6 separate regions of the Mus musculus genome follow, and all the other regions are linked to region 1. Evidence: chromatin loops called from intact Hi-C (ENCODE). Cell type or tissue: left cerebral cortex. All regions are shown on one strand. Region 1 holds the start of Tspyl1 (testis-specific protein, Y-encoded-like 1). Region 2 overlaps Dse (dermatan sulfate epimerase). Region 3 holds the start of Calhm5 (calcium homeostasis modulator family member 5). Region 4 holds the start of Dse (dermatan sulfate epimerase). Region 5 holds the start of Trappc3l (trafficking protein particle complex 3 like). Region 6 holds the start of Rwdd1 (RWD domain containing 1).

Region 1 (5,000 bases):
AAGAACTTGAATTTGCAGCCAGTCTTAGGGTGTCTCAGTTCCTTCACCTCCAGACTGGTTACGTACCTTAACATCTCTGCATCCCGACCCCTAATCATGGCGGACAACTGAGGGTGGTTCCGGAAGGCAGTCATCCAGAAGCCTGGGATATTCTGAATGATGTAGTTCCTCCGTTCCAGGTAGTGTCGTCGCATTCGCCCAAACTTCTGCTCCAGATGTTGGAAGGCCCTGTCGGCCTGAGCATTCACAGTGTCCAGTTCCAGCTGGATGGCCTCCAGCGGGTTCCTGCGAAGATCTATGCCCAGGTGCCAGGGCCCTGCCTCCTCCGGCGCCTCCCTCACTCCTCCACTCGCCTCCAGCATCTCCATTTCTTCGCCCGCGGGCTTCTGCTCCACCTCCATCACCTCCTCGCTCCCTGGCGTGGCCACTTCTGACTTTTCCGCTGCAGCCGCGACGGTGCCCGGTTCCGTCTTCACGTCACGGGCCTGGGACTCCGCTCCCCGAGTTTCTTGGGCCTTCTCCACATATTTCGGTGTCACGAACACCGCTGCCGCGGGGCCCCGAACGGAAGGAGGTGACTCTCCCTGCCTAGCTGCGGCCACCCGAATCTGGGGGACAAGGCCCTCGACATCTCGGGGCGCGGGGCTCCCCACGATCCCTGCGCGGCCCTCACCTGTCACCGCCTTCTCCTCGCCGAGCAGCGGTCGCCGGTCTGGGGTCCCCGAGACAGTGTCAGCATCGCAGTGGCCGCGGCTGTCGGGGACAGGGGTCCCCTCGTCCCGCTCCGGGCTGCTCATGTCGGGTCTAGTCGCGCAGACCTCCGCCTACAAACAACAACCCTCACGGTCCCCCGCAACCCCAGCTCCGCCCCTCGCTCTCTCCAGCGCAGTGACGCCAGAGCCACAGCCCGCAAGTCTCGCGAGAACCTGCAGCGCACCTGATTGGTTCTTCAGCTCGTGACTTCCGTATTTGTTTGGCTTCTGTAAATGTAGCGGATAGCGGTTGTCACGTTTGTTTCCGTAAAGGGATGTCAATCATCCTAGGAGACTGAAGACAGTGGCGGGGCTTCTGGACCTGGCTTCTGGACCCTTCGCCCGCATCCGGGCTGCAGCCGTGTGTGTGTCTGTGTCTGCAAACAAGTTCATCCCCTTTCCACTTATGTGGAACGGTAAAAACACCTCCTGGTATTAGACAAAGCTAGGAGCCAAATGTTTGTATTAACCAAGGTGAATGCCACGGTTCCCCACCACCACCACCACCACCACCACCACCACCACCACCACCACAGAACTGAAAAAAATAATGAAGTCTAGCTTGGTGTGATGGCCCTTGTCTGTCGCCTCAGTGCTCTGGTGCTGAGGAGGATCGTTGACTTGGAGGCTAACCTGGGCTGCATACACGTTGGCTCAAAATAATAATAAAAACTCAGTTCTATTCTAAGCTCTGACGTTACTGGGGAACAAAGATCTGTGGGTTTGCTTTGGGAATTATTCTTTTTGGAAAAGATTTTGTGGTCATCATTAATGATTGTTTTTACTGGTGTGTCTTGCACCGTGGCATCGAATAGTTTGCATAACAATCCTCTGATGTATTAAGATATCCATTTTATTGAGACAAGGAGAGACTGGGTCTCTTACCAGAATAACATAGAAAATGACAGAGCGATGATTTGAGCCCTGGACATTTGATTCCCGGGTTCTCTGAACGGGATGTGACGTCACTTTAGGACATAGGCATAAATGCATAGTCTATATCAAGTTGATACATATTTTCTCCCACCTCCTTTCCGCATCCATAAATAGATTAATATTTAAGAACACATTCATTTCCTTTCTGTTTTGAGAAAAAGAAGGTAGTTATTCGTGGTCCTCAAATTCAAATTTACCAGAAAAATGTCACCTTCTGTATAACAAATATTTCCAAAACACCATTTAACGTTTTTCGATAAAGTTCATAGACAATATAACCCATCTACACACATAAATAGAAAATTTAACAATTTTACTATAAAGCTTACTGTAGTGGTGGCGATTTTAGTATAGCAAAGGGGTCACCGACTTAGGTTATTATAAGAACTATATGACGTGGCATTTATCACAGTGGTAAACGCACCAATAAGAATGGCGTGGTTAGAAAATTACACATCTCATAAAAGTAACTGCGGATGGAGAGTGACACAGATGCCTATGTCAGGTCTTCTGAAACTGTAATCCAATTTTGGTGAAGTTCTGGTAAATAATGTCTCCTCCTCTCTCCCTTGCACTGTTTCTTCCACACAGAGAAAGGAATTTCCACGGTTAAATTCTTGCTAGGCGTGTTATTTCCAACGACTGTCACTAGAGGGAGCGACTTCTCCTTTAGAAAATGATGCTACACCTATGACAGAATGGATTCTTGTAAATGAAATTGAGCCACAGTCTTTTACTGAGACTAAACTATGAATGTTAGACGATGCATCTTAGACATGATTCATTTTATTATTATTTTCCACTAACTATCATATAGAAGTGTCCACTTGGTTTTGTTTAGTCTGACAAGGTCCCCATTTGTCTTCAACTTGATTCAAGTTCTAGCTTTGGTTTGTTTGACCTGGACAAGTCACCCCTCTAGGCAGGCAAAGGTGCTTGCTGCGTAGCCTAAAGATAAGTTTAATCCCCAAGACCGGACCAATGGGGAAGAAAGAAAAAATGACTCCTGCAAGTTTTCCTTTGTTCACCACAAGGATCCCCCATGGCACACAAACACACACACACAACCAATCAATGAATTAATTTGATTTGTTTTGATTTTTGTCTTTGTTTTTCAAGACGGTTTCTATGTGTAGCCTTGGCTGTCCTGGAACTCTATCTGGTGCTTACGCCTCCAGAGTGCTGGGATTAAAGGCATGTGCCACCACTGCCCCACAATTTCAAATAATTGTTAATACTTAAAATGGAAACTATCATTTATATTTTAGAACTCTAATATGAAGATGACACAAGATGTATAAAGTATAAAATGATATATAAAGTAGGTAGCATTGTAAGCTTTCAATTAGCAGAACATAGTAATATTATTTACATTCTATGCTGAAGCTTACATGTATTTTAATTAAGTTTTTGTGCACTAACTTAATGATTTCAGGTAGAGCATTAATGCATTCATTCAGATAAGGATATTGAATGTATGTGTTATGGAGGAAATGAGCTTGACTTGGTTCCTGCTTTGGATAAGGACTGACTGACCAAGCCAGCTCAATCAGTCAACAGGTTCTCCAGGGCAGCAGAGAAGATTAAAAAGAAAAAAGACAATTAGACAACACTGTAGCATGACCCAGCCAGTTCTGAGGCTGAGGCAGGTTTATTTTTTTCCAAATCTGCTTTTATATCATTTTAATTACATGTAAGTAATAAGTCAGATCTAGGTGAAGGAACAAGCAAGACAATAAGTACAAATAGTCAAGGAACAAGCAAAGCAATAAACAAAGTCCTGTTTCTAAGGGCTTATCAGGATGAAGAAGATATCTGAGCCTACTTCTGGGTCCTAGGCCAAATTCCCATTCTTGCCTGAAGCCTACTTCTTTGTTCTAGCCTAAAATTAGATTCTAGCCTGAACTTACTTCCTTGTCATGGCCCAATGTCAGATTCCTGCCAAGCGGTCCCAAAAGCTGTCCACAGTTGACCAGCTTGAGAAAGAGGTGAAGCCTGGGGACATAGGAAGCATGTTTGCACAGTAGCCCAGCTACTGCACTGTGCACTCTACACTTGTCTAATGGAATTTCCATGTCCATGTGGCTACTATATCAGTCACATTCACTCATTTAATGTGCTGAATGGTAATATATGAGAAATGACTGCTAAACTGAAGACCACACAACATCCCTTGTGAGACAGTTCAGTTGGACATTTTTCTAGACACAGCATCATGGTAGGAGATAGAAGGAATGCTGGAACTAAAATGGCCTACAAAGAGATCTCAGAGACACCACTTTTAAATGCTTTATGCAGAAAAAAAGCAATAGAATCCATTCTTTAGCTCACGTTATTAAAAGAATATAAAAGAATATAAATATATATTATATAATAATGTATAATATAAATATATAAATATGTATAATATAATTATATGTATATATTATATATAATATAAATATATAATTATATATAATATAATATTAATATATAATTATACATGTAATATATAAGTAAATTGAGAAGAAATAGTAACATTAGAAGCACTTACTGCCTTATCAAATAGATGATCCAGATGTTTTGCTCCTTCACCATAAAACCAAAACTGACTAAGCCATCACCCTCTGGAGAAAAGAACAAAATAAAATGCAGCAGGTACTACAAGTCTTACTTGCAAAATTTGAAAATTAAATTATTTAAAAAGTCAGAAAAATACATTACTATTGACAAATGCCCACAATATTTTTGTAAAGTAATAATGTAAGATAATATAAAAGATATTTGTATGTTATATAGGTGTTTTAGTGTCATTATGAACCATAGAAATTTAGCTAGTATAATACCTGAATTTAGCCACTTCATAATCTGGCTTTTGTATCTGAAACATTTCAAACTTATAATGCTCAGAAATTTCATACAAGGCAAAATATTTCTGGGTATTTTCTAAGTGTGGGGCATAGATCTGTAGTCAAAGTCCTTTAAAGATTTTTCCCATGAATTTGTGTTAGTCACAAATCATTAAAACCCCAGACCTTGTTTATAATCTTACAAAAATGCTTTCAAATATATGAGTACAGACTCAGAGTCAAAGACCCTTTATAGAACAACCAGACCTTCATGATTAAAACCACAATAAATGAATGGATGGATGAATGAATGAATGAATGAATGAATACATAAATAAATACAATGAGCCCACTTGTCTTAAAGGAAAGTTCATCAAGGTCACTCATTTTTCAAGTAAAAATTAATTCAATGTGAAAAGCTAATGTTTTGATGTTTAATTTAATGTCCTAGTTGTCATAATTCTTCATCCTTCAGACGAAACTT
Region 2 (5,000 bases), 130 kb after region 1:
AAGTTAGTGGCAGAAATTGTTTTCATTTTCAGCCCAGTAACACGGGTTACACAGGGTGTTTCCATGAAGTTTCCAGTGCTCGGCCTGGTGTATGCTGATCTGAGAGTGTTTTGTGACATGCCCCAGATATTCTGCCCTGCCCTGGGTAGCATCTGTAGATTGTGTATTGCAACTATATTACCATGTGGCACCATAGCTCTAGTGAGTTCTTTTTACTTTCATCAGGAAACCATTTAATTTGTAAAAATTTATTCCCTTCAGGTATGATGCCAGCTTGAAACCAGTTCCACCTCCAGATTTTGGTACCCCAACATTGCATTATTTTGAGGACTGGGGTGTTGTGACTTATGGAAGTGCACTACCTGCAGAAATCAACAGGTCATTCCTTTCCTTCAAGTCAGGAAAACTTGGAGGGCGTGCAATATATGACATTGTTCATAGAAACAAATATAAAGACTGGATCAAAGGGTGGAGAAATTTTAATGCAGGACATGAGCACCCTGACCAAAACTCTTTCACTTTCGCCCCCAATGGTGTGCCGTTCATTACTGAGGCCCTGTATGGGCCAAAGTACACCTACTTTAACAACGTTCTAATGTTTTCTCCAGCTGTGTCTAAGAGTTGCTTTTCTCCCTGGGAGGGTCAGGTCACAGAAGACTGTTCATCAAAATGGTCAAAGTATAAGCATGACCTGGCAGCCAGCTGTCAGGGGAGAGTGATTGCAGCAGATGAAAAGGATGGGGTTGTTTTTATCCGAGGAGAAGGCGTAGGAGCATATAACCCCATGCTCAACCTGAAGCACATTCAACGGAATCTCATCCTCCTCCACCCACAGCTTCTCCTTCTTGTAGACCAGATCCACCTGGGAGAGGAGAGCCCGCTGGAGACAGCAGCAAGTTTCTTCCACAATGTGGATGTCCCTTTTGAGGAGACAGTAGTAGATGGGGTCCATGGGGCTCTCATCCGGCAGCGAGACGGTCTCTATAAAATGTACTGGATGGATGATACCGGTTATAGTGAAAAAGCAAACTTTGCCTCAGTGATGTATCCTCGGGGTTATCCCTACAACGGGACAAATTATGTGAATGTCACCATGCATCTTCGAAGCCCTATCACCAGGGCAGCTTACCTCTTCATAGGGCCATCTGTGGATGTCCAGAGCTTCAGCATCCATGGAGACCCTCAGCGGCTGGATGTGTTCATAGCTACCAGTGAACACGCCTATGCAACTTACCTGTGGACAGGTGAGAACACAGGGCATTCTGCTTTCGCACAGGTCATTGCAGATCATCAGAAAATTCTGTTTGACCAGAGTTCAGCCATCAAAAGCACCGCTGTCCCTGAAGTGAAAGATTATGCTGCTATCGTGGAGCAGAATCTGCAGCATTTTAAGCCCGTGTTCCAGCTGCTTGAGAAGCAGATCCTATCTCGAGTCCAGAACACAGCTAGCTTTAGAAAGACTGCCGAGCGCCTACTGAGGTTTTCAGATAAGAGACAGACAGAGGAAGCCATTGACAGAATTTTTGCTATATCCCAGCAACAGCGGCAGCAGCGAGGCAAGTCGAAGAAAAGCCGAAAGGCGGGTAAGCATTACAAGTTTGTGGATGCGGTTCCTGATATTTTCGCACAGATTGAAGTTAATGAGAAGAAGATTCGACAGAAAGCTCAGGTTTTAGCTCAGAGAGAACAGCCCATAGACGAAGATGAAGAAATGAAAGACCTTTTGGATTTTGCTGATGTCACATATGAGAAGCATAAAAACGAGGGTTCCGTGAAAGGTGGCTTTGGACAGGTGCGGATGGTGACAAGTCACAACAGAGCACCTTCACTGTCAGCCTCCTACACCAGACTCTTCTTGATCCTCAACATTGCCATCTTCTTTGTCATGCTGGCAATGCAACTGACTTATTTCCAGAGGGCTCAGAGCCTCCATGGCCAAAGGTGTCTTTATGCGGTCCTCCTAATAGATAGCTGTGTCTTACTGTGGTTGTATTCCTCCTGTTCCCAGTCTCAGTGCTAACGCCAAGGCCATGAGCCTCTCAGGATCACGAGAGGTCAGGAAATGTATGCATGTATTTCCTAATTGGTTATAATGTCTCGTCCAGATTTACTTGAGCAAATTTAAGAGAAGTTGTTTTCACACACAAAAAGTGGGGGTATGGAAAGCCCTGAGCTAGACACACAAAGGATGTACCTAGGGTGTAAGAATGGCTTTGGCTGCCCCCTTGTGTTTCTGGAAATGTTTGGCTTTGCTGGCTGACCAGTATCTATTAGAAGAGTCAAAAATACCTGGCTTTTTCTTTCTTTTTTTTTTTTTTTTACATCAGCTTTCTGTTACTATAAAGAAAAAAAATGAATTGGACTTTATTATCATTAATTTAATTCTGTTAGAAGCTTCCAGATTCTGTATTATGGAACATATGGAGGCACATAATTCCAAGCAATACAGGCTGTTAAAATATAAATAATGGGAACTGTGATTATAAGACCTGGAAACTTCATGAAATTACGTGATAAAATGATAGCAGAAGATCATAAAGGAACTGAAATTTTTTAAAATGGAAAACATGTAAGAATGAACATCTGTTTGATGCTGTTTGTCAGTGCAGGAATGGTATTTGTGGCTTTTCGATAAATAATACAATAACAGGTAATTTCATATTCTCTTCCTCTTTTATGTAAAATGTTTATAGACCCAAAGGGTAAAGTTTTTGAAATAAACTATTTTATATCTTGAAACTCAATACCAAAGAACATGGAACTAAAGTTTTGGTGTGATTCTGATGTTTTTAATTAGAAAAGTTTCTTCAAGTTTATTTTGCTAAATAAACCAATCATAATTATGATCTCTCCTGCTCTGGTGTGCTTCTTCTGTGTTCCATTATATTCAAAGTGCATTTCTATTTTCCAGAATCTTCTAAGAGAGAACTTCATTTTACTATGCATTCACTAAACTTACTTGATTTTTTGAAAAACATAATTTCACTCTTTGTATTTTTCTCGTCTAAGCATATTTCAGTTAACACAGAAACCAAAGTCTGGTTAGCCTAAGTAAAAGATTTCTGTAATTAGGTGCAATCATGTCCTCAGGGGCTAACAGCAGCAGAGAATGCTGGAAATGCAGCCCACAGTTTCTGCTTGCGCAGAAGAAAATGTTATACTTGGACTGAAAGCATAAATCATCTTACATAGAGTGTAGTTGAGGCTGATAAATTTCTCCCTTGAAAATGGAAATGGATTGAGCATACATTTTTGGAATAAGGGCACGCTCACTGATTTATGGAGCTAAGCATAGTAGCAGTCTTGCCTCTGCCTAGGCCTTTATGTTCGGAGAAACAGCAGTAGGCATCAAAGATTCAAACCCTGAGAAAGCCCTGTGAGTACCATCTCATGGTTCTAATTTGAATATTTTGCACAAGGAAAACTTACGTCTGACTTTGGGCAGAGCTACCGTTCTTATGCTCGAAGCCTAGAAGCTGACTTCTGAGCAAGTAGCTTGTCCCTCACAGGGGCTGTCTCCAGGGAGGATTTCATTACACACTGTTTAAATAATGATGTTTTCCAAAGAATAATGCTTCCGTTTGTCCTGCACGGTTGCTCTTACTGAGATTTAAACTTGCTTTATGTGACAGCTTCTCCGTTTACTTAACCTCATTCAACAGCCATCTCTTCTCTTCTTTCTCATTCAGAAAGATGAATTGTGTGGAAGGGATATTTTTTTTAAGGAGTTGGGGGAAGTTTGCTCTTTGAGGTTACAAAGGAAGAAAACCTGACCTCAACTCCAAAACATGAGCATGGTTTATAGCAAAGATGGAAAGTCCAAGTGTGAGCCAAATCTAGCTTTCCTTTTAAATTAGCAACCAATTAGGTTCAGGCTAGATAATGCATTAATCATCATTGCATGATCCTCTTTAACCAGAACATGACCTCCTTTTTTGAAGTAATTTTAAAAAAAATATGTTAAGGGTTTCCCACTTCTAGTGAATAGTGGAATTCTTTGTTTTGTTTTTTAAAGAAATTTCTTGGATGATTTTAAGCAACCAAGTAAAAGATCATGCTAAAATACATCAGATTTTTTCTTAATGAGATATGTTTTTTATCAAGGATGGGGTATACTTAGGACAAACTAAGGAACTCTTTGTATCTTTAATTAAACCAAGCAAGTCTCCCTTGAAACTGAGCAGTCAATATGGACTCTGTCTCAGTGCAGCGCACAGTGAAAGGAATGTTTCAAGTTTGTGGCTAATCTATGAGCTGTTGTTCAGTACTAAGCAGGACTTTTGAGTCCCAGCCTCTAAGGAAATATGAGCCTCGTTAGCACAGACAGTTAGAGGCTGTGTGGTGAAAGCAACATAGTTTGGATTTTCGGCTGATTAGTTTTTTAAGCCTTCATAGTGATGCTATGAAAACATTCTTTGGATATAATTCTTGAAATTGTTTAAGTCACTAGCTCTAGTGTTGAACACCTTTAATAACAATGCTTGGGGGGTAGAGACAGGTGGATCTTTGTGAGTTCAAGGCCAACTATATATATAGTAAGTTCCAGCACAGCCAGGAATATGTAAAGAGAGAATATCTCATAGGAAAAATAAATTTTTAGAAGTCAGAAAGGTGGGCTATAGAGATAGCCTGGTGGGTAAAGTGTGTGTGAACATAAAGACATGAGTTTGAATCTCTAGTGCTCTTAAAAACTAGCAGCCCTCACACATATGCAGCAGATAATACAGCTTGGTCTTCATGTGAGTCTCTAATCTAGAGCAGGGGCTGTCCCTGACTCTGTTGCCTGCCTGTGGATTCTGATCCCCTTACTGGGCCACCTTTTCTGGCCTCAGTGGGAGAGAATGTACCAAGTCCTTCAGGGACTTGATATGCCATGGCAAGTTGGTACCTGAGAGGGACTTGATATGCCATGGCAAGTTGTTATCAGAGGAGAAGGGGATGGGGGAGGGGCTAAGTGAAGGGGGGATGGGAGAAAAGGAGGTACTGCAATTGGTATGTAA
Region 3 (5,000 bases), 180 kb after region 1:
TGAAAGTTCCAAGACAATTTGCTGGAATCAGCTCTGCCCTTGCCTAATGTGTGTTCTAAAGACTGAAGTCAGGTTGTTCAGCTAAATGGCATGTACGGAGCCATCTCCCAGATCTTTTTTTTTCCTTTTCTTCAGCAAACTCCTCAGTGTTCCATTTCATTTTTAAGAATTTAATATAGGATCTTACTGAATTTCCCAGGATGAGGCTGAATTCAATTTCTACAGCACAGACTTGGCCTTGGCCTTACAATCCTGACCCTCCTACCTTACCTCCCAGGTCGCTGAGATCACTGGCGTGTAGTAACAAGCCTTACTTGGTCTAGGATTTCCCACCTTTAGAGACTGTGCATTCATTTGAAGTTGTTACACATTGAGGGCAGCTCTGGATGGCTAACATGCAAGCCATGATGAAACGCATGCTTTACCATCTCCAGGGCCCCTCTGATGATCCCACAGAGCAAATTGCAGTAGCACAGTGCAGATCGCCCAGCAGGCAGCTCTTCGACGAACTCTGCCAGAGGATTCTTGTGTAGAATCAGGGAAAATTCATTTCTGCTTGAATTGTGGCAGGTCACACTTGGTGTAATTCCCAAGTACATCTTAAAAGCAACCTGATAAACAGAAAGAAAATTATAGCACTTAGTCTCAACAGAAGCTTATTCAGACAAGCCAATAGCATCACAGCAGTGGTGAGCTTGCCAAGCTGAGCAGGCAGTCAGGATGTCTGGGCTCACAGTTATCTTTGCAGTTTACTGACCTTATGCCATGTGCGGCTTTTAAATTATTTTTTTTTTATTTTTATAGACTATCCTAAAGTGCTGATGTTCGTGGAACAATACAGTTTGTAAAATATATTATTTCTAGCCAGACATGGTCGCACACCCCAGCCTTTGGGAGGCAAAGGCAGGTAGATTTCTGTGACTTCAAGGCCAGCCTGGTCTACAGAGTTCCAGGAGTCAGGTCTGTTACACAGAGGTCGTTGTCTCAAAAACCAAACCAAGTCAAACTAAAGCAATCCAAACAGACAAACAAAATGATTTCCAGTAACCCTCATAGAAAACACATAGGCTTTAGGATGTTGAGAATCAAAAATATCATTAATCATCAACACAGCAGCATGAAATATGCCACACGGATCATAGTAAAACATAGAATTTAGAGTTAAAGTGACCCTGGGCACATGTTCCACGACAGGGGATCACTGGTCTAAGGAGGGTATGCTTTGGGCAGTCTAGGCCCCAGAACATGTTTTTGAACATACAAAATTATCATAATCATACTGTAGACGTCAACTCTTCGAGGAGGAGCAAGAGAAAGTGGTGGGGACAACATTAATGTGTGATAATTGAGTTTTCAAAAGTGGCTGTTGTGGTACAGGGCTCAAAAGTCCCTACAACCTAGAAACAAGAAACCTTAGCCTCCTTCACTCTCCTTTTTCTTCGTTTGTTTTCAAGCTGTGCTTAAGCAGTTTAGGACTCACTTCGTTTTGAAACATTATTTCACATTTGTTTGCTTGCTAGCTTGTCTATGCCTGTGTGGATGGCATAAGGTCAGAGAACAACTAGAAGCTGGGTCTCCCCTTGTACTGTGTGGGTTTGAGGCTAGTGGTCAGGTAGTCAGGCTTAGAGAAAAACACCTTTACCCATACAGCCATCTTGCTGGCCCCTCTATTTCTTCTAAGCCATAACTCTCACAAATGTATAATCTGCTCTTTAGAGAAGCACGAATATAACAGCAAAGACTGTAGCCTTTTACTTGCTTGACTCCTAATCCAAGGCCTTTCACAAAACACCTAGGCGAAGCTTCTTACACTTATTCATGGAAATCTGACAACTGGATGTGCTGCCGTCATTCAGAGGTGTGAATTAACTTAATGTTTAAATTAAGAGCAGTGTAGGAGAGAAATGGAAGCAATTTTCTTAAATCATTTATAATGTGAAGTACAAAAATGTTCATTCATGTGCTCATTGGTTGATTGAATAGACAGGAGGACTGCCTATCTTGAACAATCCTACTACGTTGCAAATTCAGTAGCTACCTGCAAATCAAACTTCTGAGTGAGTTTCTAATCTACACGTGACACTATGTTCAGTCCTAGAAAACAACCTGGAGTCAGCTAGCATTTGCTAAGTGAACAGAGTGAAACATGTTCTGGTATGAAACACCATGCCGAGGTTCAGCGATGGTCCATATGACCAAGTGGTGGGTGGTTTGGAGCCCCGAAGATATCCTAACTCAGGTTTGGCATCTGTTTTAGAAAGATTTTCTTTGTGACTTCCCCTCCCACCAAAAAGAAAAAGAAAAACAAAACCTATCATGATGTGAATCAAGACGTTACATGAAGAGAAACGAGGATGCCTCCTTTTCTCTAAAGCCCCTGTAGTTATTAGACTTCTCACACAAATTCTAAAAACCCCACCCCATATGTTTCAGGTCTCTAATGAAGAAAACCCTTTTAGGAAGTCAGAACTCCTGTCTACTAAATCTTAGGGCACAGAGCAAGAGAAGAAACCGATCATGAAACACTGGGTCTGGAGACTGGCTTTGGCTACCAGTCAGTGGCTGAAACACATTTCTAGAAGCACTGAGCCCCCCACTGGACAATTTCTATACTTATAATTTGTATGAGCATTTTCGATTTGGAATCAAAAGCACGTGCAAAGACTATTAAAAGGAACTTGCGTTTACTTTTCAGCTTCTTTGGCTACCCTCAAGTGTCAGCAACCACCAGTAGGAGGCATTATCTGAACGTTGTTGGGAAATAAAGCATTCCTGGGGAATGACATTGTTTCCTTATCTGGCTCGATGCAGACTGAGCAGGATTGCTGTTTTGAAAGAGCTCCACCCTCAGCCTCAGCCACAGTTGCTGTGCTAAAACCAAGGCAAACGTCTTTCCCTCTTCGCGTGTGTGTGTGTGTGTGTGTGTGTGTCTCCAACATGGATGCCTTTCAGAGCATCTTAAAATTCTTTCTTAACCAAAAAACTGCTATTGGCTACAGCTTCATGGCTTTGCTCACCGTGGGTAGCGAACGTCTCTTCTCGCTGGTGGCATTTAAGTGCCCCTGCAGCGTTGAGAATACTGCCTATGGGCTGGTTTTTCTCTTCGCCCCTGCCTGGGTGTTACTGATCCTTGGCTTCTTTCTGAATAACAAGGCATGGAGACTCTTCACTGGCTGCTGTATGAACCCAAAAAAAATATTTCCCAGGAGACGCTGCTGCCGCTTCTTCTACGTCCTGGGCCATATCATACTGAGTTCACTGGTGGCTCCGGTGATGTGGCTCTCTGTGGCTTTGCTTAATGGGACGTTTTATGAATGTGCTATGAGCGGGACAAGAAGCACAAGGCTCCTGGAGATGATTTGCAAGGGCAAGCCCAAAGAGTGCTGGGAAGAACTGCACAAAGTCTCCTGTGGTAAAAGTAGCATGGCCGCTATGGAGAGTGAAGAAGTGAGGCTATCCCTGCAGGCCCAGTCTCAGGTAAGGACAAACATGCCTTTTGCTCCTAGTGGGAACTTCTCTGGCTTCCTTTCATCCGTCAGAGTCTGAGTCTTGCCAGGATACTTTTGACACTAAGTGGAAATTGGAACATGATGTAGCATTAAGAGAATCTCAGGAAAAGCTTTTTAGGGACAAGATGGCTCAGTAAAATTGCTGATTGGATTGTGTAGTCTCCATTTCCAAAGAGAAAATATCCTCTGGGTTATGCATATGTAAATACTTAAGTGCTCAAAACTCTCTCTCTCTCTCTGGGTTGACTCTAAATAATGCAGAACACAATGTCATCCACTGAGTGCTAAACCTGAGCTGTAATTAAGCACTACTGTCTCCTATCAATTATTTATTTTCAAGCCGATGTCTCAGAAAACACAGACACATCTTATTCATCCACTGAAATAGAGCTGAGCCAAATCAGTGACCACTTTTCAAAGTCTCTTGGGGTATAATTAGCATAGAGATTTCCTTGAGTAACCACAGTGGTAACTGGTATTTCTATGCATGAGTGCTGTCAAGATTGAGAGTTCCCCGAATAAGATGGGACTGATCAGTCTTTAAATGGTCTTTGGTAAAGTGTGACCACATTCCCTGGGGCAGTTTATGGCTTTTGCTCTCTGTGCTGTATGACTAAGTCAATTCTCATGCTACTTTAGAAGCTCAGAATTTGGAGAATTGTTTTCCTTGTGGGCAGTAATTTCCAGCTTCAACTAATCAATACAATGAAGGAACTTGTTACCTTGCCAAGTATTTGAACACAGATCCAGGTGCCTAGTCCTAGCCTAGCCTTGCAGTGAAGCTCATTTCTTATTTCGGGGGCCAAAAGAGGTAGGAGTAAATTAAAAGAGCCATCCTTTCTCAGGAATAGTGTTGGTTTCTGGATAAATGCACAGGCACATACTAATTTTACTGTTTTTGCAAGGGCTTGCCCTTACAGCAAACACATTAAAGCAAAGTTGGCTTCTACAATATAGGATGGTTACTAGTAAGGTTATATTCTCCATAAGCTATTAAATCAAAGAGTTTCCCTAAATAAACTCCTTTGTTTAGTTCATAAAGCATAGGTTAGATGGAACATGTCAGGCTCCTCTGAGTGCCTTCCATCTTTTGTTGAAGGAAGGTATTCATTACTAATGTTATGATAGTGTGGATGACACATGGCTTACCTCTGTAGGCACCAGCTCCATTCAACCGATGCCAATCCCCAACACTCTTCACTGTGTAAGCTCCTCTTTAAATATAAACTCAAAAAAAAGCATGCACACCCAGGCATAGCTTAGATCGAACACAAAGACCTGTTGATAACTCTAGTAGAATGAGAAGGACCTACAGGAGGATGCCCAAGAGATGTGACTGAAGGGAGGTATAGCAATAGCAGGTGCTGACGATGAGGTTCAGACAGCAGGAGGCATCAAACAGTCCAAAACAATAATTGGGCATGTGGGCGGAGGTGGAAAAGTGCATTCATTCATGGGTGGGGCAGAGCAACATGAAACCCAGCTGGATGA
Region 4 (5,000 bases), 74 kb after region 1:
AGAGATGGATATGTACTCAGACAAACTGAAGCATTCTCCTGCAGAGTCAAGAATAGGCATGTTGGGGCTGGAGAGTGTGGCCAAAAAGGCATACCACTTTTGGATAAGGCCCAAGTTTGGCTCCTAGCACCAATGTTGGTTGGGCAGCTCACAACCACTCTCCATCTAATTCTATGTGATTTAATGTCCCCCTTCTGGTCTCTGTGGAAAGATAGCCATGTGCATGTAATTAAAAATACACATAAATCTTTAAAAAAAAAAAGGCCTATAGAGTCCAGAAAGCAGATGTGTAAATCTGTTGAGAGGTATCATATCATGGGGATCTTTGCAAGTCAGTGTCAGCTATAGCTAGATTTCCAGAGCAGTGACATCAATCAATAGGTAAATGTGGGTACTACTACCTTTAAAAAAAAGACCTTCAGTCTTGTCTGCACATTATGATCAACCACCTGATTCATCAGTCAGGTGTAGGGTTCCATTCCAAAGACTGTATGAACACTCTTTTATGATTCTAAGATATTAGCTGGGAGAGGCCATGACTACAAGACTACTCATTGGGAAGTTCAGTAGGTAAACATCTTGCTTTCTCTCAAGTCATTTTCTGATTTGAGAAGACAAGTGGAAATTAACTCAGAATTATACACTACAGCTAGGCACTGATACAATTCATTCTACTAAAATAAATACCTCAACACAGGGCCTGGCATACAGTAAACTTTTAATAAATATTAGCCATTTGTATCTTTTGTTGCATGGAGTATTATAGTAATTATATGCTATAGATGAGACACAGCCTCTGAAGGTGGCTTAGCTTTCAGTAAACTGAAAAGTAAGGATTTGAATACTGCTTCACAGTACTACTCTGGTTAGAACTTTCTCACCACAGGCCTGTCCAAATATCAGGAAGTTAACGCAAATTAGTGATTTATCTGAGTTAGCATTTAAAAGCCTAACAGTAGTATTTCTTTTCTTTTTTTTCTTTTTTTTTTTTTTAATCCGTGGTGAGGAGCCACTTTTGATTGCAAAATCTGTAACTTTTCCTAATAGTGTGGTTGCCTGGAAGCGCCCTTGGGTCTCCATAGTCTGTCAGAACTCCGAGCAATTGTTAGCAAACAGGGTTGAGTAAAACCGCCCATTCTTACGAACGGGTAAGTGTCTCTCGAAAAGCTGCCTTTTCATAGAATCTAGTAGGTTAATTCTCTTTAACTCTGAGGAAGGAGATCCAACCCTGGACCGGTTAGAGTTTGTATTGGATGGCTACATTTCATTGAAAGAATAAACAAAAGTTGGGTGCATATCTCTCTCACGCGCGCGCGTACACACACAAACACACACACACACACACACACACACACACACACACACACACACACACACACACGAAATAAGATAAAGTTTCCTTTGTGAACTGCAAACTCTAAAGGATCTTCCCCCAATCCTTTATCTTTGCTGATTAAAATCAGTTCAGCTTACAGGGTTCCTTGCGGTAGGATTCCCTGTATTTTGCAACTCCATTCTAGGCGACAACTGCTTCGGATTAGGTGGATTTTCCCCTTTCTCTTTGAGAGTAAAACTGATTCAGGAAAGGGGGGAAGGGAGGGAGGCGTCGGGAGTGTAACTATTTTGGAGCCTGGAGAGGGGGTTGGCCGCTAGCTTTGGTAGTGGGATTCTTTAAATTCTCGGCTTTCCTCTTCCAGCGCTTTAAAAAACGAATCGGCCCCTCCTCCCCCGGCCTCCAGAAATTATCTTTCCTTTGGGTGAGATTCCAGAGTGGAACTTGAAGCTCTTGGGTCAGGAGAAATCAGAGCTGTAGGAACCAAAGCGGCGGGGCGGGGCGGGGCAGGGCAGGGCAGGGTGCTTGGGGTTCTGTGGGGTCCTGTGGTGTCTTGTGGGGTCCGGGCCGCAGCGACCGGAAGGCAGAGCCTCGCGTGGAGCCGTGATCTGGGGCGCCGGAGGAGAGCCCGTGCGGAGGTCCGGATTGGGCTGGGCGGGGGTCCCGCTCTCCCCCTCCCCATCCTCGCCTCCCGGGCTCTGCTGACGTTGCGGCTTCCTCCGCCCCAGGCAGAGCCCTGCCGCGGCCCACCCCCCTCTCTCCGCCGACGGTCTCCGCCCAGTCCGCACGGCGGCTAGAGGCTGCAGCGGCGCACCCCGGGCGCAGCGCCCTGAGCTCGGATGGCTCGGCGCGCAAGCTGAGGGCCCGACTCCAGGGGTCCGGAGTCCCGGCGCCCCACGGGGACGCAGAGAGAGGACGCCCGGGAGGACGGAGCGGTGAGTGATGGGCTGGGTTGGGCGCTGCTCTGGGCCACGCTCCAGGAAGCTACCCTCCTGTGGCTCCATGGGTCTACACTGGACCGGTCCCTACGGACCAGCTTGAGCCACGTCCCCCGCTGCGCGTCGATTTCCCTGTGGACTGAGCATCTCGGGCCAGCTCTGCTGGCTCCGTGATCTCCTACCCGGGTACCCAGCTCAGACAGCAGCACCGAGATCAGGAGCGAATGGCGGGGACTGGACGTGCTCCCGAGTTTCCAGAGGTTTGGAGATAGCACACCCTTGCGTTCCCTTCCTATGCTACACCAGTTATCTAGGGATGGTAGTGGTCGTGTGCTCCCATGCTGGTTGTGCCTGTGCGACCTCCGGACCGCCAACGCCCAGAAAGCTGCTTCTGAGTCACCCCCAGCCACAGGATTCCAGCGCCCCTGCACTCCAACACCCCAGAGTGATTGGGCAACCTCAACCCGAGGCCGCCTGGGCCAATCGGGGGCCCGGCAGGCGGGCTTGACTCGGGCTGGGGAGCACTGTAAGCGATGCCACATGGGCTCAGAATCTGTCGAGGCTGGATCTGAGCTAACTTTGTGAACTGAGAACTTTCTCATCTCTCCTTTGAGGCAACAGCCTCCGTTTAGGCCAGCTGGCATTCATAACCTAATCCTTTGCTTCCAATGCAAGAGGCCGGCCTCTTTCACCTGGAATTCTTTAGGTCAGGAACTGACACGTTGGTTTCTAGAGATTTTCTAGTGGATTCTTGAAAACATTTGGTGTTTATTGCTGCTTAATCAACAATATCTTAAGGAAGGTAGAATCTTCTAGAAATATTTTCATATTCTTTCACATTACAGAATTTTCACTTTTACTAATTGTCTTTTCAGCTTTTACATCTTCTTAATAAATGATAGTACTAGTGAAGTTAAAAAAAAGATTCATTAGTGTCACTTCAAAATTATGTGTCTGTCTGGGAGTATATGCACAGGACTATAGACAGGTGCCTGCAGAGGTCAGAAGAACATTAGATGTGTTAGTATGGTAGCTACACTCTGAGCATCCTAATGTGGGTGCTGGGAAATGAACTCTGGTCCTGGACAAGAGCAGTACCAGTTCTTGACCACTGAGCCATCTCTACCCCTTATGAAACCAAAATTTTGTAGAAGATTTTGGACTATACTACTAGAGAGAACTACAAAATGTAACGTGCATGGGAAAAATAAAACAGGATTACCCTATTATTTGTTCACACATTACTATTTTCCTTTAATCCTGTACAAATGTGGTCTTTTTGGGGGGGGGGTAGTAAATTCTATTCTACTGAAAAGGGAGAAAATTTTGGATTTAACATGTGTTTACTATAGTGACACTCCTTGAGGGCTTAACCAAAAGCATGAGTGTGGGTTACTAGGACAGGGAGTGGGTACACGAGATACAGCCCCTGCTTTCTTGGAGTGTCTTTGGCTGTAGAAAGAGGAATATGAGACTAAGCAATATGGAGGACTTGAATGTCGGCAGAGTCCTTTAGTCATTATCAGAACATGATATCAGTCTTAGTTTCAATAATTATACGAAAACACTGGTCTACAAAGTACATTTTAATATCCAGATTAAAAAGAGACAGTGAAATCATTCAGTAAAAGAGACTTTTTTTTAAAGTTCCTTGACAAGGAGGGAAATTGACAGCAGGATACAATCTGCATGGTGGGGTTTTAGCCCAGAAAAAGACCATGATAAGAAGTCGGTGGATTCTCCCAGTTAAATCAGTCACATCTTAGTGAGTAGTTCTTGTGCATGTGTCTGCACTAGTACTTAGCAGTAGTTCACAAATCAGCTGAAGTGGTCCATTTCAATGAGATAAGTGGTGTGTGTGTCTGGGGGCAGGAGGTTGCAGTGCTGTTGTGGCGGGACCTAGGGCCATCCTTCACAGAACCTTAGTACTGTCTTAGTATAGAAAATTATTTCAGTCTCTGAGACAATTTTTAGACAAATGCATTCTGGGATGAAACAAAGTTTTGTTTTGTTTTTTCATTTCTTTATATTACTTGTGATAGATTATTTTGCTCTTTATTTCTTCTTGCTTGGTTCCTCCGTGTTGCATTAGAGAAACATAATTCTCAACATTATTATTCTAACTAGTGGAGTAAAAGGGGAAATAATTTGGATATGTGGATTCATTGAGAATCTTTGTTTTCAAAACAGTCAAAGAAATCTGCCAAGGACTAATTACAGTCTAGCTTAAATATTTTTTTTTTCAGCCACTAGGATGTTTTAGTTCTACGTATAGTAAACATTTTAACGTGCATTTCCCTTCTATTGTCCTAGGCTGTGTTGTGGCAGGCCTCTGTGACGGTGGGAACTGTGTCAGTGAATGCTTCACTGTATCCCAGAAAGGGGCTGGGAGTTTGCCATCCTAAAAGAGGGAAAGGCACCTGAGGAGTTTCTGTGATCAACAAACCCTATTGAAAGAGTATCTGACACAGGACAGGACCTTTCCTATTACTATATTTAGTGCCTTGAGTTTTTCTCATATTGGAATTACATTATCTCTTCCTATCGTGATTTGTAGACTAAAACTCTCTGGAGGTCACTAAACTACTAGCAGATGTTTGAAACTAGACAACCCAGATCTGTATACCTGCAGTCAGGGACGGACATGGGAATGAAGCTGGTGTCTAAACCCAGTGTACTCACAAGGGAAATGATCTTCCCATAAACTCCACATGATGAATGAGTGTCAG
Region 5 (5,000 bases), 240 kb after region 1:
AACAAACTCAAACAGAGAAAGCTTACCTTCTGAGCCAGTTAATCGTGGCCATGACTTTTTGGTAAAGGAGATGGGGAATTCCTGATTTACATGGTTCTGAGGAATTCCTAGCATCTATATGAATGCATGAATAATAGCATATATACTTGATATTTTATTGCATTGTGTATCATCTATTTCAAATGAAATAAATCGATACCCCACCCTCTTTTCATGTATTCTTTTGTTCAGCAGCTAGCTGGGTAAATTTTTTTCATTAAGAACATGGCCTTTCAGCCTTATTTATAATAGCCAGAAACTGGAAAGAACCCAGATGCCCCTCAACAGAGGAATGGATACAGAAAATGTGGTACATCTACACAATGGAGTACTACTCAGCTATTAAAAAGAATGAATTTATGAAATTCCTAGCCAAATGGATGGACCTGGAGAGCATCATCCTGAGTGAGGTAACACAATCACAAAGGAACTCACACAATATGTACTCACTGATAAGTGGATACTAGCCCAAAACCTAGGATACCCACGATATAAGATACAATTTCCTAAACACATGAAACTCAAGAAAAATGAAGACTGAAGTGTGGACACTATGCCCCTCCTTAGAAGTGGGAACAAAACACCCATGGAAGGAGTTACAGAAACAAAGTTTGGAGCTGAGATGAAAGGATGGACCATGTAGAGACTGCCATATCCAGGGATCCACCCCATAATCAGCATCCAAACGCTGACACCATTGCATATACTAGCAAGATTTTATCGAAAGGACCCAGATGTAGCTGTCTCTTGTGAGACTATGCCGGGGCCTAGCAAACACAGAAGTGGATGCTCACAGTCAGCTAATGGATGGATCACAGGGCTCCCAATGGAGGAGCTAGAGAAAGTACCCAAGGAGCTAAAGGGATCTGCAACCCTATAGGTGGAACAACATTATGAACTAACCAGTACCCCTGAGCTCTTGACTCTAGCTGCATATGTATCAAAAGATGGCCTAGTCGGCCATCACTGGAAAGAGAGGCCCATTGGACACGCAGACTTTGTGTGCCCCGGTACAGGGGAACGCCAGGGCCAAAGGGGGGGAGTGGGTGGGTAGGGGAGTGGGGGTGGGTGGGTAAGGGGGACTTTTGGTATAGCATTGGAAATGTAAATGAGCTAAATCCCTAATAAAAAATGGGAAAAAAAAAAAAAAAAAAAAAAAAAAAAAAAAAAAAAAAAAGAACATGGCCTTCCTCTCCTTTATGCTTAATGGGTTTAGGTAATTATAAAGCATATAATTAAAATCAATTATATGCGCTAACACCTACCTTGTATTTTTGCTGCCAAGTTCTTTTGGCTGGCACATCAATTTCTGTGGCTTGGCAGAGATAGACTCGCTGACTTCTCCTTTGTCTGCTCCACTACTCCACCAGGATTCAGACCACCGCCTTCCCAGGAGAAAAATAAACCCAAAGCTTAGCTCTGGCTGTTTCTGACTCCTTTACTCTAGCAAAGCTGAATTGCACAGACCTTACTTATGCTTCATCATTCTCCTTGATTCTGTACTCATTCCAGCTGTGTTTTTGTTTAAAAATTTAAGGTAATGACTGCAATTAGAAACAGCCATGTGGGGGCTCAGGGTTTAATAGCGCTTGTTGCTTTTCCCGAGGATCTGCATTCTTTTGCCAGCACCCACACCTGGTAGTTTCTAACCACATGCAACTCCAGTCCAATGAGATCTATATCACTTTCTCTTGCACTCTTTTTTTTAAAAGAAAAAGAAAAAAGAAACAACAGCGTGGGCTTACTGTTCTTTCGCATCTAGTTTGTACTAAAAGGCAAACACAAACAGACCTTTACATTTTTAAATCATATAACTAATTAACGGCATTCTGAATGCAGAGTACAAATATGTTTTCTAGCTCAAAAAGCCACAAATGCATAGACACAATTTTAGGTTCAACATGCAGCATACCAAGTATTAGTATGCGATCAAGAAAGAGCAGAGTGCCAGGCTTGGGAAACAGGCAGGTTTAAAACTGGTTGTGTGAACTGGAAGTTAACATGTCTACAGATGTGACCCTGGATGGAATAGCGCACGGTGGTTCTAAACGGGTGAACTGCATCGTCCTTAGTGGAACTCATTTGGCTGTTCTAAACTCCAAGAATGATGAATCTTCTTTAATCTCAGCATCTAGGGAGACTGCAGCTTTCATGTATGGTTTCCTCTGTTGCCACCTAGTGGTTTCTATGAGTATGTGCACTATCTGTAGTGGGTGACTGCAGTACATATGGAGCATTACAAAGATATGAAGTCTGAAGCATTCCAAACATTAAGACATTTAAAACAGCAACATGAGGGGTTTGAAATGCTCCATCAGTAAATCTACGCAAATATTTCCAACTTGAAAAAAACACTTTCAGAATTACCACCACCCCTGTCCTGGAGTCTCAGGTTCTCTTTTTCTCTCCCTCTTCCTCTCCCACCCTCCCTCCCTCCCTCCCTCCCTCCCACCTCTCTCTCTCTCTCTCTCTCTCTCTCTCTCGCTCTCTCTCTCACACACACACACACACACACACACACACACACACACATGAAAGGTCCAGGACAGCACTATAATCTTGTTTCTTTCAGAAGGCCATAGTTATGAAGGGTTAACATGGAGTTCAGAGAAGCACTGTCACTCATTACTCATATGACCTTATGAATGTCAGCCTCTCTGGAACTTTAATTTTCCTTTGTATGAGACAGGAAAGAATGATTAAGTTGTAAGAGTTGTTGAGTGAACTCCTACTTGGAACACAGACTTATTTGAAGAGTAGTTCTGCGAAAATCTATATTGAATAAATCTCCTTCAAAATTAAACATATGGACAGACACACTTACATGCCACGGGGTTTATATTCCAAGACTCTAGTCCTTGTAATTCATCAGTGTTATTTTGATGGGAAAGACACTTGGAAGATTTGACACGAGTACTTTTAGATGAGGAGATCAAGTCCTGTAGAGTCTCGAGTCATTTCTCCACAGGAGGAATCAGTCAGGGAAAATGTTGGGCTACTCTCAAGGAATCACAAACTATGTCCGCTCAACACAGACAGGGCAGTAACAATAAACAGACCAAAAAATTCTACCAAGTTCAACTTGGCAAGCCAAGGAATTTATTGGAACTGCTCATAGGATTATAGGTGAGGGGTTGCTCATAGGAAGTGCATCACCCTAAAGCCCCGGTCCACATGGGTGACGACTCACAGAGCCTCCACCCCTGGATCTTTCTGCACCATCTTTACTGCTTATGTAACTTTTGGGTAGGAGAGGTCTTGTGAATCAGGTAAGTTTAGAGGTTTCCTGGGATCCTTGAATTGCTTAAACTCCGAGTCTTGTGGATCCTGTAATCTGGAGGAAATATTTCAATTTGGTATTGCCAGACAGGAGAAGAAAGAGTCATTACTGAGTGTCCATCATCCCTGACAAACAGGGCCATGAGCTAAAGTATGTGGGCATCCTCTACAAACAGGCAAAGACGTAGACTCTTTCTGAGAGCCGGCAGAAGGAACACAGCCCTGCCGACATCTTTATTTTGACCTACAGAGAACTGTGTCAGACTAGTAAGGATTCTATATAGTTTTTATGAATTACAAGATGACAAATTTGCATTTCTTAAAACCACAGAGTCTATAGAAATTTATTATAGTGGTGATTGTGTGGTATGATGGTGGCACATACCAACTCATCTCAAGAGTTTAGGAATCCAAGACCTCTTCAAGGGTGTGTCTAGTACAAGATTGTATCTTCCCTTGACCAGTTTAGGCAAAACTGTTGCTCTTTGAACTATCATCTTTCTACCTATCAATTATCTATCTTTCTGTCAATCATTTATATATTATCTATCTCTATAATAGTTTGTAAATAAAATACAATGTAGTCCAACTTTAAGGGGACAAGAACTGCAAAAATAAGAGCTCATATTAACTTTATTGGATCCATAGATACTTCTCTTTCCATCTCTCTGTCTCTTTTCAGACTAGGATTCACTGTATAGCTCAGACTTATACTGAATTAATGATTCTCCTGCCTCATCTGACTCAGTACTGGCATTGTGGAAATATATCACTCTGGACCTGTAGGCTTCATTTTAAGGCTACAAATATAATTTAAAAGGTAGTTAGCATTAACAGAACTGTATATTATAAATCCAATTTCATCATATATGGTTCTTTTTTATTCCCTTTGGTTTTTTGAGACACAGTTTCCTCTGTGTAGCCTTCTACTTCTATAACTCACTCTGTAGCTCAGGCTGATCTCAAACTCAAAGAGATCCACTTGCCTCTGCCTCCCAACTGCTGGGATTAAAGGCATGCACCACCACAGCCAGCAAATATATATATATATATATATATATATATATATATATATATATATATATATATATATATATATATATATAATTTGTTGTTGGTTTTGTTTTGTTTTTCGAGTCAGGGTTTCACTGTGTAACCCTTGGCTGTCATTTTTCAAGGATTCTCAAGATTCTCAATTTCTGTGGGACTTTATGGAGCATATAAGTTTCATACATCAAGTGGGCTTGCTATTGGAAAGACTACGCTGCCATTCTTTTATTTGAAGTCACTTAAGAAACAAGCGTATTTATTTAGGAAAGTAACTGAAATTCCTCGAGAAGAGTTTTTCCCCCTTGAAGATAAAGCCCAAAGCATCGTTCTTCTGTCCCCCAAAGCAAAAAGCAGGTCATTACAGGCAAAACAAGCGATAACGATTATTACAGAATGCTGTCCTTTTTGCCATCAGAGAACCTAGCCTTTGAGCTTTCTCTGAAGTATCCTGGATACCAGGGTGGGGCATGCGAATGAAGCTGCATTGCACAGCAGCTTTACGCCCCCGCGTGGCTGGCCATTGATTCCGGAGTGCTCCTCTCCTATGCGCCAACTGCCGCCTGTGTCTCCAGCTGGCAGCGTGGCCAGGCCCTACATTAGCTGCACCCCGGCATACAGGGTGGGCTGCCCCA
Region 6 (5,000 bases), 260 kb after region 1:
ATAGGATGGTTGTTTGTACTTCACCAACTTTGGCAGACTCTTTTCCTTGATATTCTGTTAGGAAACAAACTTTGCTTTGGTTTTGGCAACAAAAGGGGTAAGGGAAGAGGGGGGAGGGAGGATAGCCCACATCCGGCCAGAGTTCCTCCTATGCTCTTGGGCATCTATGCCACTGACCTCACTTGGTGGGGGATGGGGAGGTGGACAAGGGGCAATCCCTGACCGGGTTATGGAAGAGAGGGCAGAAGGGGTGAGGTTCCCATGCAGATGAGAGTAAGTGCAGGGGGGCCTTGATGAACAGAGACAGTCTATGGTTTTAGAGCTTTATTGTAGAAAGGCAGGGAGAAAGGAGAGAAGGTGGAATGAGAGAGAGACTGGCCATGGCCAAGCGGAGAGAAGGGGGAAAAGGAGAGAGAGAGAGAAGAAAGGCTAGAGAGTTAAATGGAGAGAGCGAGGAAGAGAGTGAGGAGAGGAGAGGAGAAAGTAAGAAGAGTGTAAGGGGAGTAAGAGAGTGAGGTGGGGCCAAGCAGCCCCTCTTATGGTATGCTGCTATCTTTACTGTTGCTAGGTAACTGGGGCAGAGTCTAGCCTGAAGGTCAGAAGCTTGGGATGTTGCCTACGTGACTACTAACCATGGTTCTCTTGTGGGGGCTGGTGGGGGCGGGGGGTCAGTAACTTCAACAGGAGCCAGGGTTCCAGGAGACATGAGAGAACTCCTTCTATCCCATGTAGGTGAATTATCACCACTGGGTCCCGGGGTTCAACATAAAGTGTCAACTGGAAACCAGGCTGTCTGTGCATAGCCAAATGTCCCACAAGTCAGTAACATCTTTGTCAAATGTCTTCTTCACCTGTCATTTTTGATATCAGAACTTCATGATGCAAGTTAGTCTAGTCAGAAGTTAAGCTTGATTCTTTCCTTACTAATCAGCATCAAGTCCTGACATTTATATAAAACGTATTGGGAACTTGATCCTTATCTCGACAATCAATGCCTGCCTAAATTAGCATAGGTTTATTTAGCTTATTTTCATAGCCACCAGTCTCTCTTTTCAGATTTTGTCCGATTGAGTGGCCATGGTGGCATTTCTTAAGTTAAGAGTCTGAGTCACTAACACTTCCAGAATTCCTCATAATCTATGCCTCAGCCCCTCAACTAGATCATGGCGAATGCTCCACACTGTCTTCCAACCTGCCAAGTGATCTGTCTCCTTCAGAACTTTAAAGCAGCTGTTCCTAGAAGTCTATTCTGGTAACTAATCATCGGAATTCCTTTGAATAAACAAATATGCAGCTTATATCTGAAATGCTACCTCATCTCAGAAGTTTCCTTTTCTCCCCTTTAAAGTTTAAAAGAAGGCAAAAAGCAACCCTTAATCTATTTAAAACAAGAAACCATAATACTTTTGACATAATGCATTTCCTTTACTGTAAGTAAGGAATACTTGCTAATTAAACACAAAACAAAAAACTCTTTCTGTGTAACTGGAGCACTGTGGCTCACACCTACAATCTCAGCACCACTGAGGCCAGGGTAGGGGTAACACGAGTTCTGGCAATCCTGGCTAGTAAGCAAGATACAAGCAAGCAACAGCAACAATCACCACAAAGCCAAAGCCAAAAAAGCCCATCTATGGAACCTGCATAATACAAGTAAAGCCAGCTTTAATACACAAGGAAGGTAGAGAAATTTGGGGAAACATTTTTAGTATGTTTGGGGTATTCTTCCCGAGGTACATTTCCCCACATTTTGTTTAGGCTAGTACGTGTTCCTTTATTATAAACAAATATAAACCAAGTAACTATTTAGTGTTCATTAAAAAAGAAGACATATTTATCTGTTTTCTTAGTTTTGCCGTTACGGCATTTGACATTTTGGTTGTAGTGATAGACTTGAAGCTGTCAAATCTATCAGCAGAAGTAGAGCTAAATCAAAGGTATTATTTTCCGGTATCTTATTGTAGTTTTGGCAAAGTCAAATCTGTCACTAAGATCCGCCCCTTTATCTGTTCGCTGAAATAACAACTGAACAAGTCTTTAGGTCAATTTTTCCGCCTCACTTATTTCACAACTTTAAAGTGAGGTGCAAGAACCTCTGGTTCGACTTTCAGCCTTCCTCCCGGGTTCCTCCTGGGACAGACCTCTGGACGAACCCCGACCCCAAGTCCCAGCTCGGCTTCCAGGAGTCTGCACAGATCAGGCCATTGAAAGTTCCAAGAAGCCGGGCTGGCTGTCGCCCACAGGCTGCTCTGGGCGACAAACGTGGTTTAGGAACGCGGAAAAGCGGAAGCCCTTGGACCTCCGCGCCCCGCCCTCGGCGCCACTACCACGCCCTGCGCGAGACTCAGACCAGACACATCGAGCGCAGAATGGCGATGCCTCTCTGCCAGGCGTCTCCATCAGAAGCCAGCAAAGCCCAGCAGCGGGCAGTAGCTGTCCTTCCCGAACGCCGGGCGGGCTGCGGTCACCCCCCAGCCAATCCCGAGCCGTCGCAGACAGGCAGCGAATCGGCGGCCGGCATTCCAGGCGCGATGAGTCGAACTCCGACGCGGGGATCGGGCGGCCCGCGGAGCCGGGGCTGTTTCTCAGCAATCCGTGCCAGGCGTGGCTCCAGGCCTTTCCACTCCGACTCTGCGCGTGCGCCCGCCCGGCAGCCGGCGGCCGCGGTGTCCGCTGCAGCCCGCCGCCAGGGAGTCGCGCCGATGCACGGGCAACAACGCGGGCCACGATGACAGATTACGGCGAGGAACAACGCAACGAGTTGGAGGCTCTGGAGTCCATCTACCCCGACTCCTTCACAGGTGACTTTGGCGGCCTCCTGCTCCGGGGCGGAGGCCGGGGCCCCGCGGCCCTTCCTGCCGCTCTCCAGACAGTTTCCAGCACTCGCCTGCTTCCTTCCCCACTGTCCTGAAATCCGAAGGTCCGGGTGGCTCTGCGGAGGCCCTGGAATTGGTCCTGACCGCTTTGGTTTCGCGTAACCTCCGTCATCCGAGATTCACTGAAGCACGCGGGGGGTGGGGGGAACTAGCAGTGCGATGAGTTTCTCCAGAGCCGCTTAATGTCCCCCCTTTACCTCCTATTTTAAGCTCTGGTGAAGTAGCAGCTGTTTTCCCTGCTGAGAAGATTGGGATGCTGGCTTTTGAGAGCAGCACACTCGGGGATGTCTTATTCTCTCTATAAGAGTGATCAGGCATTCTGCAGAATGCCTGATGAACGATGTGGTCGCTGTGGTTCTTAGGTATCTTAGACGTCGTCGAGGTTCTGGAGGCCCAGGGAAGGCAAGTGGCTTGTGCTCTCCCTCCTCCAGCCAGAGGTCCTTAGTTCTTACATCCTGAAGACTTCGGTTAAGGATTCAGCCTCAGCTTAGATGTAGGAAGAGCTGATTGGGTCTAAGGGAAAGCATCCGTCAGGAAATTCATTAGTAGAATCTTTCCTTGTGAGTCTGTTTCCATGGAAAACCTATCTATGGGTCTTCTCAAATTAGGGAAGCACTCAAGGTAAAGTCAGTATGAACGTAGGCTGGGGATTGATGGGATTTACATTCCACAACCCTTCCTCCAAGTGTTGTCAAGTATTACTTAGTGTCTGAATTAAGAACCCAAGGCATATTACTTTAAATCCTAAACCATCCCTTTCATTGCTTAGCTTAGTTTTCTTTCTTGGCTTCACTTTTTGACCAACTTTTTGCAATGGAAGCAAATTTTGTTCTGCTTTGCCAACAGGCAGATGTCTCTCAGCTACTCCTGTGTAGCTCCAGTCGAGTTCATGTTCTCTCGCACCAGCAATACAGCTGTGTTGCGGATGTTAAGGGATGAGTGAAGAGGGGGTTGAGAGTGTCATTACCTGGGTGAGTGTATGTGTGGAGTCTGGCTTCCTTCTCTATCCTTGCTTATATGTCAGTGTCAAACTAAAATAAAGCGCTAGTGTCAGTTGTCCGATATAGTCTGAATTACGATGTTTAGACCTTTCTAGCACGTTAGAAATATAATAGGCATGAACCCTTTGTAGGCAGAAACAAAAATGCATGAGGCATACAGTATTTTTAACTTGTCTTAAATATTAGGTTATCCTTCACTAAGTTCCGCGCATGTGTGTCTTACAATGGCACATTTTTTATGTCTTAAAGCAGTATTGTATTGAATTTTGCTAGGTCCCAGTAGTAGTAGTATATGGAATTCTTGTCAGATGTACAAGTGCATAAGGAGCCTGAGTGAGCCAGGGTAACAAATGACGACTTACGATTATTTTGATGCACTCACCTATTCCATAGCAACCTGCTGAGCCTGCTTGTAATTCCTTTCTGCATCCATACACATTTTTGCAATAAAAACAATCTTGATTAATTGTTCTTAGGGATTTTGTATTGCTCTTGGTATTTTTTTTTTTTTTGAAACCTTTTAGGGAAAAGGTAGGACTTTTTGGTTTTTGGAGACAGGGTTTTTCTGTATAGCCTTGGCTGTCCTGGAACTCACTTTGTAGACCAGGTTGGCCTTGAGCTCAGAAATCCGCCTGCCTCTGCCTCCCAAGTGCTGGGATTAAAGGCATGCGCCACCACCACCCGGCTAGTTTGCAGGTTTTTACTTCATTTTATATCCTACTTAATACTAGATTTGGCAACTGCTCAGTCTGAGGAAGGAATTGGCTCTCCCACCCCACCCCACCCTGTCTTTAATGCATACCCAGTGAACTAGGAGAGAAGCATTTGTTAGGTCCACTGACCTTGTGTGATGTCAAAAAGGTGCACTTGTGGCCCACAGACCTAGCTGAGCCTTAGCATTAGTTGCTGTTCTATTGTTGGTGACCTTGTAGTCTAGTGCTACATTGGTCGCGAACTGTCATCACACCCCAGTTTCTTCTTTTTGCCTGTTCGGTAGCTTGGTTGCACTTTGACCCTCCTAACAACCTGTATAAACAGACTGTCTCAATACCATTCTCCCACCAGTTGTGCATCACTTGACAAGGATCTGGTAAGGTAGTAGAATTTAGTTATTTCCATTGCT

The links. Hi-C counts contacts between places; a loop is a spot of excess contacts. Peaks named below come from ENCODE experiments on the same cell type or tissue, not always from the same donor. Only the 100,000 strongest peaks of a DNase experiment are listed, where the experiment ranks them.
Region 2: it touches region 1 in a loop (11-fold over the local background); 13 of 42 quality-filtered maps call a loop at or near these places.
Region 3: a loop joins it to region 1, with 2.1 times the contacts of the local background. A loop is called at or near these places in 10 of 42 quality-filtered maps.
Region 4: a loop joins it to region 1, with 5 times the contacts of the local background. A loop is called at or near these places in 11 of 42 quality-filtered maps.
Region 5: a loop joins it to region 1, with 8 times the contacts of the local background. A loop is called at or near these places in 20 of 42 quality-filtered maps.
Region 6: a loop joins it to region 1, with 9 times the contacts of the local background. A loop is called at or near these places in 18 of 42 quality-filtered maps.

The regions. Positions count from the first base shown.
Region 1 is chr10:34,278,078-34,283,077 of GRCm38, reverse strand. Tspyl1 (testis-specific protein, Y-encoded-like 1) reads right to left here and starts at 888. Exons shown (of 1, transcript NM_009433.3): 1 at 1-888. The coding sequence starts at 797. All of the region lies in intron 1 of Gm26564 (a long non-coding RNA gene), which reads left to right. In left cerebral cortex, a CTCF peak has its summit at 2,333 (motif pointing right); DNase peaks (open chromatin) are centred at 349, 920, 1,656 and 2,295; H3K4me3 peaks cover 2,344 bases; H3K27ac peaks cover 2,287 bases.
Region 2 is chr10:34,149,236-34,154,235 of GRCm38, reverse strand. It overlaps Dse (dermatan sulfate epimerase), which reads left to right. Exons shown (of 6, transcript NM_172508.3): 6 at 262-2,847. The coding sequence ends at 2,020. Among named protein-coding and RNA genes, the nearest start is that of Calhm6, 24 kb to the right of the region's middle. In left cerebral cortex, a CTCF peak has its summit at 2,214 (motif pointing left); a DNase peak (open chromatin) is centred at 2,214.
Region 3 is chr10:34,094,375-34,099,374 of GRCm38, reverse strand. Trappc3l (trafficking protein particle complex 3 like) reads right to left here. Exons shown (of 7, transcript NM_001162937.1): 5 at 426-611. It overlaps Calhm5 (calcium homeostasis modulator family member 5), which reads left to right and starts at 2,856. Exons shown (of 2, transcript NM_178908.3): 1 at 2,856-3,477. The coding sequence starts at 2,938. In left cerebral cortex, a CTCF peak has its summit at 2,710 (motif pointing right); a DNase peak (open chromatin) is centred at 2,767; H3K4me3 peaks cover 1,658 bases; H3K27ac peaks cover 1,060 bases.
Region 4 is chr10:34,204,348-34,209,347 of GRCm38, reverse strand. Dse (dermatan sulfate epimerase) reads left to right here and starts at 2,113. Exons shown (of 6, transcript NM_172508.3): 1 at 2,113-2,268. In left cerebral cortex, a CTCF peak has its summit at 2,564; DNase peaks (open chromatin) are centred at 1,341, 1,701, 2,170 and 2,426; H3K4me3 peaks cover 1,606 bases; H3K27ac peaks cover 1,395 bases.
Region 5 is chr10:34,033,993-34,038,992 of GRCm38, reverse strand. Trappc3l (trafficking protein particle complex 3 like) reads right to left here and starts at 1,396. Exons shown (of 7, transcript NM_001162937.1): 1 at 1,305-1,396. Calhm4 (calcium homeostasis modulator family member 4) reads left to right here. Exons shown (of 2, transcript NM_001081165.1): 2 at 1-209. In left cerebral cortex, CTCF peaks have their summits at 2,221 (motif pointing left) and 4,868; DNase peaks (open chromatin) are centred at 2,215 and 4,888; H3K4me3 peaks cover 380 bases.
Region 6 is chr10:34,017,167-34,022,166 of GRCm38, reverse strand. It overlaps Rwdd1 (RWD domain containing 1), which reads left to right and starts at 2,551. Exons shown (of 7, transcript NM_025614.3): 1 at 2,551-2,801. The coding sequence starts at 2,729. In left cerebral cortex, a CTCF peak has its summit at 2,654; DNase peaks (open chromatin) are centred at 2,448, 3,002 and 3,193; H3K4me3 peaks cover 2,473 bases; H3K27ac peaks cover 1,452 bases.